2 separate regions of the Mus musculus genome follow, and region 1 is linked to region 2. A link is a loop called in an ENCODE intact Hi-C map of the cell type or tissue named here. Cell type or tissue: left cerebral cortex. All regions are shown on one strand. Links, peaks and the distances in the headings refer to the core of each region. The heading gives the core; the rest is flanking DNA.

Evidence for each region. A loop is a pair of places that touch in the nucleus more often than their neighbours do. Peaks named below come from ENCODE experiments on the same cell type or tissue, not always from the same donor. Only the 100,000 strongest peaks of a DNase experiment are listed, where the experiment ranks them.
Region 1: a loop joins it to region 2, with 2.6 times the contacts of the local background. A loop is called at or near these places in 10 of 42 quality-filtered maps.

What each region holds. Positions count from the first base shown.
Region 1 is chr13:18,336,473-18,340,869 of GRCm38, forward strand. All of the region lies in intron 3 of Pou6f2 (POU domain, class 6, transcription factor 2), which reads right to left. It overlaps Gm46402 (a long non-coding RNA gene), which reads right to left. Exons shown (of 2, transcript XR_001780867.1): 2 at 3,797-4,397. Among named protein-coding and RNA genes, the nearest start is that of Gm46402, 8.0 kb to the right of the region's middle. In left cerebral cortex, for the core only: no CTCF peak of the experiment used is centred there; DNase peaks (open chromatin) are centred at 1,688 and 2,786; H3K27ac peaks cover 887 bases.
Region 2 is chr13:18,121,953-18,126,349 of GRCm38, forward strand. It overlaps Pou6f2 (POU domain, class 6, transcription factor 2), which reads right to left. Exons shown (of 9, transcript NM_175006.2): 9 at 3,008-3,714. The coding sequence ends at 3,210. Among named protein-coding and RNA genes, the nearest start is that of 4930448F12Rik, 24 kb to the left of the region's middle. In left cerebral cortex, for the core only: a CTCF peak has its summit at 2,690 (motif pointing right); DNase peaks (open chromatin) are centred at 2,659 and 3,769.

The sequences.
Region 1 (4,397 bases), core at 126-4,125, 210 kb after region 2:
CTTGAGTTGGGTAGATCTTTGCTATGCAGAATGCAGAATTGTATATGAGATATTTGAGTGTCTGAAACGATGTATGATAAATGAAGTAGCATGCTACTTATACGCTTATCATGTTCCCTGACTAGCAACAGGTTCAGCAAAGGGCACAGCCAGTAAATGAAATTTTCCACCAGGACAATATATCATCACAAGAAATGTATGCGCTGAAAACTTACAAGCTTGCTCAAGATGCGGACAAGGTGTGAAATGGTAAAAAATGAAAAGCAGCCAGATCGTTCAGCAAATTTCAAATTCAAGTGAATATTGGTTGGAGCTGATGCCTTAGCTGTTTCAAACCACAAGAGTGAGAGAGAAGATGCAAACACTGTCTGAAGGCAAGAATAAGTTTCTGTTATTACCAATGCCACAGAAGCAAAGTAAAGGGCACAGTGCTGTACATGGCTGCTATGATATTAACTGAGAAAGAGGTTTCTGTTATATTTTTTTGAGGAATCTTCATTATGTTTAACCTTGAACAAGTCTCTTAATACTTCCACACTTTCATTTTTCTGCTTGCTAAATGCAAGGGAGAAGAAATAATCTTATAAAGTGTCCCCTTTAAAAAGAGAATTTCGTGGTTCTCTGATTTTTATTTTGAAACCACCAAAAGAAATGGCCAGAGTAGAGGGTTTTCAATACATATTATATTAACAGTTTCTCAGGAGGAGCTTGCAATTGCATTTTGCTGCTTAACCCAATAATAGCAGCATCTACTCAAGGGACATGCCAGAAAATGCAAATGTGCTTGGTTAGTACTTTCTTTCAATAATTATCATACCTTGTAGCTTATTCTTGCCATCTTTGATTTCCTTCAAAGCCACTGAACAATGATCCTGTCACAGAAGTGTCTGTACAATCCAGGAGGTGCAAGCTAAGTCCCCCCACATGTTAACATCAGGAGACACCAAGGACTGCTGATAGGCACCAGGCATCCCATTTCCCTTTGCTAGCTACTTCTGGTGACAGTGTGAAGTGACAGCTGCAAGGGTGAATTACCTGCAGGTGGTGTCAATAGGTAGAAATGACAATAGACCTCAGTGACAGCTATTCTAAAGAAGAGTTTCCTGTATGTTAAAAAGCTCAGTGCAGACAATACCCAGGAAGTAAAGGACTAAATGCAATCTGATGGAGACCAAACCTTGTTAACACCAAGGACCTTAGAGGAAAAACAGGCTGAGGCTCAGTGACATTGAAGGAAAGGGGCAATGTGGGCACCACATCTGTGTGGCCCTAACTGGCTGAAGTGGAGGTGGTAACAACTGCCTTACCAAGTCACATGTGAATGACTAGGTTCTCCCTGGAGCCTCCTCAGCTGCTGCTTCATATGTGGGAGCATTCTCCTCATGATATTCACTAATCCCTCTGTGACATTGGTTTTGTTTCTTCTCCTCCTGTTCTAGAAAGGAATGCCTGTGAATCTCGGCCAGTAAAAATGGGCTTCTAAAGTGAGTCAGGAAAGTGAAAACCCTATTTATAGCGAGGAACAAAAAGATGAGATGATACTAATTAGGATAGGAAAAGTAGCGAGTCCTAAACTGTATGAGATGGCTGGAATCACCATCCTGGTGGGTACTGCCTCTAGGTAAACAACCCAGCAGATTGGGATGTGTAAGGTATTACAAATGTGTGAACCAAAAGTAGAAAGAGAAAGAACAGGCTCCTGAGCACAGTGAGAAAGCTAAGTCTGAAAAGAGTTGTAGAAGACAGCTTATATTCAGCTAAGTCTGGCAACAAAGTTATTTTTGTCAGATGGCGCCCTGATCTGGATGGGTTTCCTTGTAGAAAGTTGTTACATGTCATAGAAATAGAAACAATGGGATTAGTGATGCATGGAAAATTCAGTGTGCTGGCAAGAAGACTGACATTAGCAGGAAGCAAAGCTTTTTTGAGAAGTCTCCATTAAATAGTCATTTTGCTTATGTGGAGAAGAGATAAGAAGCATGTTTGGAACAAAGGATGCTTTGACACCTGGGGTAAAGGGTAATGTTCTGCAAAGCAGGATGGCCAGAGACACCAAGAAAGGCAGTCTCCAGGAGCACATCCAACAGGCCATCCCAGCCCGCCTCCTTCCTAGAGATGAACACATGACTGCCTTTTATCTTCATCTGAAAAAAAAATCACAGGGTCCCAACAACCGATGGACACTAATCTTCACAGCAAAATTTATAGAGGCTAAGTCTCAGGAGCACATAGGGCCACAGTACTGTGTGATATCAGAGAGTGCCATCTACACACATTCTCTCAGCAACCCATGAAGACTTCCCAATAGGGCACGGTTGAAAGCATCCATGTGCTTATAAGAGAATATTTCCACTCATGTTCACAATCTTATTTTAATTATAATAATTTCTGAGAATATCATCATATTCAATATTTAAGGAATTCAATTCATTATTAAAACAGAAACACATTATTTCCTAATAGAAAATTTCCAATAACCTTGGCTTATTGTCCACAGGATGGAGCTCATATGGTACTGGCTTTAGCATGCACTATCGGTGGAGTTTCTAAACAATTTATGCTAAAACAAGCAGGACAGGAGGTCCACATATCTGTGGGTAGCAGAACATTAAAGATTCAAAAATGCTTTCCTCTGTGCTGAATACCATTTAATGAAACATCTCAGAGGAAATAACCGCATGCTCTGATTTCACAACTGGGAGCCCGGAAAACACGAGTGGGGGACAATTGAGCAGATGGATTGATATAATTAAAGTCATAAGGTTTTATGTTTTTTTAAAGACTCTGCTGTGCGGGAAAATGAGTCACTGGGAAGAGCAGTAATGTAACCATGTGGTGGGGGTGAGACGCCCAAGCTCACGTTCCTAGTAGAACGCTGGCTGCCAGCAGGAGCTTGTATGACCATGTGGAGAGGTCCCAAGAGCAAGCTCTCTGCTCCAGGGCTCTTTACTCAGCTCACCACAGGCCGCTGGACAGAATGGCTCCTCCGTGGAATAAGAGGGGAAGGCATGGTCCTTGGCAAACTGTTCCTTCCAATTGCAGATAACAAGAATATAGCAGTGCAGGAAGCTTCACACTGCCTAGTGTCTGTAAGGTTTTAAATTACTGAGAACTTAAGGAATGTGAAAGGCAGCTAATATGACTGAAAATTCAAATGGTGGAATTCAGGCTAAATACCACAATATTGAAAGATTTGAAAAATTACCTAGTTTTATGTACTATCTTACTCAGTAAACTATGCTTTCTCTATTGCTCATGTTGGAATATTGCAATATTGAGAATGTGGGTCAGAGTGCCTTTTAACTGGTATCCTTGGGACACAATGAAATCTCTAGTTAATAAAACATCTGAGGAACAAGCAAGTTAGCTAATCATTAGCTAACAATTCATACTTTGTAAGAAAGCATCTTAAATATTCAAGTTATAATATTTTTCTAAGAATCCAAAATATTATTGGTGATAAGCTTAAAAGCCAAGAAGAATAGTTCCATGAAGAACAGAAATATTACAGGCACAGTCAAGAAATTTTGCAGAGATCCTTGAGAGAGCACAACACTTTATTTCATGGGCAAATTCTAAGTTTAATGCCATGAAAATTGATCCCACACCAGCAGACTCTTTGCCTGTAGCATGTACCTTATTTCAGACCAATGACATGGGTCACAACTACTTCTGATCTTAGCAAGTCATGGAAACATGACACAACTGCTGCAGCAATGATATTTGCTCCATATGTTGAGTTCAGTGAAGTCCCTGGTACTAGGAAAGTCAAGGAGGATCTGAGCAGTGTCAGCTGCTCATTCTGTCCTGTTCTTGCCATTCTGTAGCAATATACTATCCAGATTTACTCAGTAAATATGGGAAACCTACTCTAGATGGAGGAACTGACATGCATTCTTATAAAATTGAGTGCTTTCTCCTTTAAATTAAAGAATTCTCAATCTAGTGCCTACAAGTCACAGCCTTACAAGAGGAATTCCCTTCATTTTCCAGATTATAAATGCAGTGGCTATCATTCTAGTTGGTGACCTTGGCCATTTATCAAGAGAGAGCAGTTAACTTTGATCTAGAAGGGGAACAGGTAAAACGCATTGATTAAGTTCTATCCTTTTTTATTACTGGAATCTTTGTACCCTATTTGTCTGGTGTTTGTGTTTGGAAAGATGAACAATGAATAAACATCTAGGTAATATCTGAAAAGCATGTCAACACTGGTATATATTCAGATGGTAATCATAAAATAATATTTTTATCTGCTTGCAACATTTTAAACTATTGATGTGTTTCAGGAAAATATATTTATAGCAGCTTTTATCACCATAATGAGAAACTTCAATAATTTTTATGTATGTTGACTTTTCTACCCTAAATAAAGAGAAGAATCATAGACAACATTT
Region 2 (4,397 bases), core at 266-4,265:
TTTGAGACGCCTCTACTTGTTTGGTTCTGCCTCTCCCAGCTCTTTGATTTTTTTTTTGTTTTTTGTTTTTTGTTTTTTTGTTTTTTTATTCTCTTTTGTGTTGTGTTGTGTGTGTGACCATGTGTTCACGACAGAAAGAGTCCAAAACTTGCAAAGGCAAGTAAAACTTTTAACTATTCAAAATATCTTTTTGGTTGAAAGAGAAAACACCCCCCACAAGCAAGTGTAAAATACATATCGGCTGTCATGTCTCATCAATAATGAAGAAGATGAAGATGACGACAATTTTAAATGGGTGAGAAACACACAGAAGCTTGAAATACAATCACATACACCCAAAGTGGCTTTTGCTTTTTGTTGGTGGCAACCTTAGCCTTCAGTTCATGGAAACATAAAAGACACTTAGATGTTATTGGCATATGAAGTTGTTTACCAGAAGAAATAAGAAATATCTAAAAAAAATTAAGCAGTAGGTGTGGTCCTGAAGGCTTATGTGTTCCCAAGTACAGTTTATATTCCTAAGAATCTGTTCAGGCATCTTTTCTGCCTTGTAGCAAAAAATTTATCAGTAAAAAATCAATATAAGAAGCATTACAACACTATATAAATAATTTATAAAACAATACAAAATTATAAAACTATAAAAAAATCACTGCATGTGAATAGTTTTACAACCATGGGATGAATTCGCTTCTTTTTTATTCTACTCTGGGTGATTAGTTTTATTTTATATTTTTACTATTCTATGCTCTCCCAATCATAGATGCCAGAACTGAGCAGGCCTCATGTGCCTGTTTCCGGTTCAGATTTTAAACATTTAGCATTGGTCGTATGTTATCTTGTTAACTTCTCCTCTTGGGGAGCTTTTCTTGATGGAATTTGGAGCAGGTCCTAGGAGAATACAAAATCTGTTTTAATCAATAAAGTTTCGGTTTCTGGGTTGCTGGTATTTGTGCAGTTTTTGCAGTTGTGAAATGCTACCAGGATGTTGTTGGCACTAATCGGGCTGGTTGTGGTCCAATTAGAATCAGACTAGTGGTATGGAGACACTGTTACTAATGACTCTAGTCCAGAATTATTGTTTTTTAGCTTCCTTGTTGGGAGTTTTATGATTGCTGATTGGACCATCTGAGGGGACTATTACATTGTCCCATTTTCATAACCAGCAAAGGAGCCAACAGAACAAAAAACTAGAACCCCTGGGTGGGAAGAGCATGCTGGGGCAGGGGGGGGGGAGGGGAGATAGTCTTTGTAATCATCTGGGCAGCTGGAGGTGGGCTATCTCTTCCCCTTTCATGATTTGCCTCTAGATAGTACATGAGCATGCTTTTTAATTACTCATGAGTATTTATTTATGTTGATGGTTCTCTCTTGCCTGCTTTGATAGAACCCTCTGCCCTCACCTGGGTGAAAAAAAATCAGCAGGCTCCAGGGGTTTCTTTGCCCTTTATTCGGTGGCCTTCTTGGGTTTCATGGCCCATGCCTGGGGGAAGTTCTTTTAAAAGTGAATTAATATGCTAACAGTGAAGGCTCTTCTGATGTGTTCTATAAGCTACGTGTATATTTTTTCTTTATTGGAGAGCCTTTGTTGCTAAACTTCTTTCCGAGTCAAGAAGCCAGAGCCTAGTTCCAATTGCTTAAATTTGCCTGTCACATTTCTATGCCATTTATATAGTCCAAGAACAGATGTACCCCAGCTCCAAATGTCTGTCAACACTGTCTGATGAAACAAGTACCAGAAAAGACGAGGTTAACAGACACTCGACCGCCCCTAACAGTCTAGGTCACCATCATTTTTTTTTTTTGTGGTCTCTCTTTTTGCGAGGTGGATGAGTGTGAACGTGCTTGTGTGTGTGTGGACTGAAACCTTGAGACATTTCTTTGGCTATCAGACTTCTGAGAGAATTTGCTTTGAACAGAAGCAAAACACAGATGTAAGTATTGAACCATATGTGCAGCTTATATTTATATTACAGAATTAATTTTGATCAGCTCTCCACATATGTGGCTAGTAGACTGAGAAAAAATCCCAATCTCTGGTGTGGACCGTGAGCGCAGTTCCAGCCTCTGCTGGGTGTTGACAGTCGTTCAGCAGATAGACCTAGTTATCCTGGAGTGTCTCCTGCATTTTTGCAGGATGGGAGTGGGGAAGAAACGGCTCCTTCCCACCTCTGCTATCTTCCAGAAGATCCCAGGAGCCACATGAAAGGGAGATGGAGAAGTAGGGAGGAAAGGGAGGTGTGGGCTCCATTTTCTTTCTCAAACCTACAACTCATAGTGAGAAGAAAGCCACGAGTGCTTTGACACACCACCATCCATGTTGTTTCTCCACTCCACCATCTGCCTAACATAAAACAGAAAAAGGAAATGACACAATTCAGAAAACAAAACAAAAAACCAAACCAAAACAAAAGGAAGCTACTTCATCTGCTAAGAAGCAAATTGGTAGACAGTGAGCCACACAGAGTGATTTCAACAATGGCATTCACCCTGGCGGCCCAGACAACAGGCGAGAAAGATGGGAGAAAGCGGGCTTCCCACTTTTCCGTTGGTACAAAGGTAAAAATTCCTAACACAACTTTTCACGCAGAGGCGAGCGAGCAGTAGCGTTTGCAGTGGTTCCGACTTTGGTTAAAAGGGTTTGCAGCGAGCAGCACTTAGTCCCTGAAGGGATGCAGTGCTCCTCCAGGTGGCAGACTTGCATTCGCTTTGAACAGATACGAGTTTGTGTTGGCGGGTTTTTTTGTTTGTTTGTTTGTTTGTTTTGTTTTGTTTTTGTTCTTTTATTTATTTATTTATTATTTTTTTGGTTTAGTTTTTTTTTCTTTTTCCTTAAAAGGTGTTCACATTTTCATCATATACAGAAAAGAATAAGTGGTTATTTGGTTTGCTTTAAAAAAACCGGCGTTAGGGAGGCAGGTGGGGGAGCGAATGATCCTACCACATACTCCTTCATGTGGCATTTTTCTTGTTTAAAAATTTAAAATTCTTTTTTTTTTTTCCTTTTGGAAAACCAACGGACACGTATAAACCATTCTGCCCATTTGGTAGTTTTTTGTTTTTTAGTCTTTTACATACAAGGGAGATGATGACTGGGGCAAGTCTTTAAATTCTTTCTTCTTTCTTCTTTCCTTCCTTTCTTTTTTTGTGGAGATTCAGGGTAGTGCTCAGTTTCTGTGATGCTTCCTTCCGACCATGAATGGGTGTGTCTAACAGTTTTCTTCTGGAGAATCTGCTAAGGGCTCCAGGGGGGCCGCCGAGGTGGGCTCGTGTTGCTTTAAGCGTTTGATTGTGTTCTTTAGAGCTTGTCTCTTATTGCAGAACCAAACTCTAACTACTTCCCGGTCGTAGTTTAGCTTCTCAGCAATCTCGGTCATTTCCTGCCCTGAGGGGTGTGTGTTCTTCTCAAAGTGGGCATTGAGGATCTCAAGGGCCTGGGGCGTGAAGGAGGTGCGCCGCTTGCGCTTTTTGGATGGCTCACTCCCAATAAATTCCGTGAGATTCTGCATACCTGCTCGATGGCGGGCCTCAGCCTCAGCCATCCACCGCTCAAGCACCGGCTTGATCTTCTGGGCACTTTTAGGGGTGATGTCCAGCTTTTCAAACCTGGCAGGATACAAAAGGCCAGGGTTCAGTTTGGCTGTCAGACTGCTAGCTATAGTGTTCTCTTGGGCTTCCTGTGGTAGGAAAAAGTGGCTTCTCAGGATGGTGTGTCTGGGGGGAGAATTGAGAAAGAACAGTCTTACACTGAGTCCGCTGCCAGGGTGGGCCTCCTGCCTGCCTGCCTGATTGCCTGGCAGGGTGAATTCACTCCAGATTAGCAGCCAGCTGCAAGGTAGCCAGCCCTGTCCCAGCCAGCACCCACCCTCCCAGCAAGCTCCATGCCAGCCATGCAGATCCCCAGGCACAGAGACAGGGGAGGGGAAAGAGGCACCGGTGTACAGGAAACACAAGCAATTTGCAGGCCTTTTTTTTTTTTTTTTTTTCCTCTTGAGATCCAAGCTGTTCCCAGATTCATTTCCCCAACCTTCAGAATTCTTAAGGCAGAAATTAACCAAGACAGTGATGTTCAAGATAACAGTCGTCATATTCTTCCACTTAAAACGGTTGTGTTTTATGTTTGGTTTTCTTCTCCATTGTGTTGGTTTTGGATAAATATTACAGCTAGTATCATAGTCTGGGAAGGCTACTGGGCCAAGCTCCTCCTCATGCCGCTCTTTTTATCTCCCCTTGTGTCTTATTTTAACTTCTTTCTCTCTGGTAACAATTTTCCCCATATGTAAGTTAACAACATGCCTCCTGTCCAGGTAAAACATAGACCAGTTGTTACTTTGCAGTTCTGGCCTAAACAGCTGGATACATTGTAATTACTATGGACTACCCCACCCCTGGGTGGG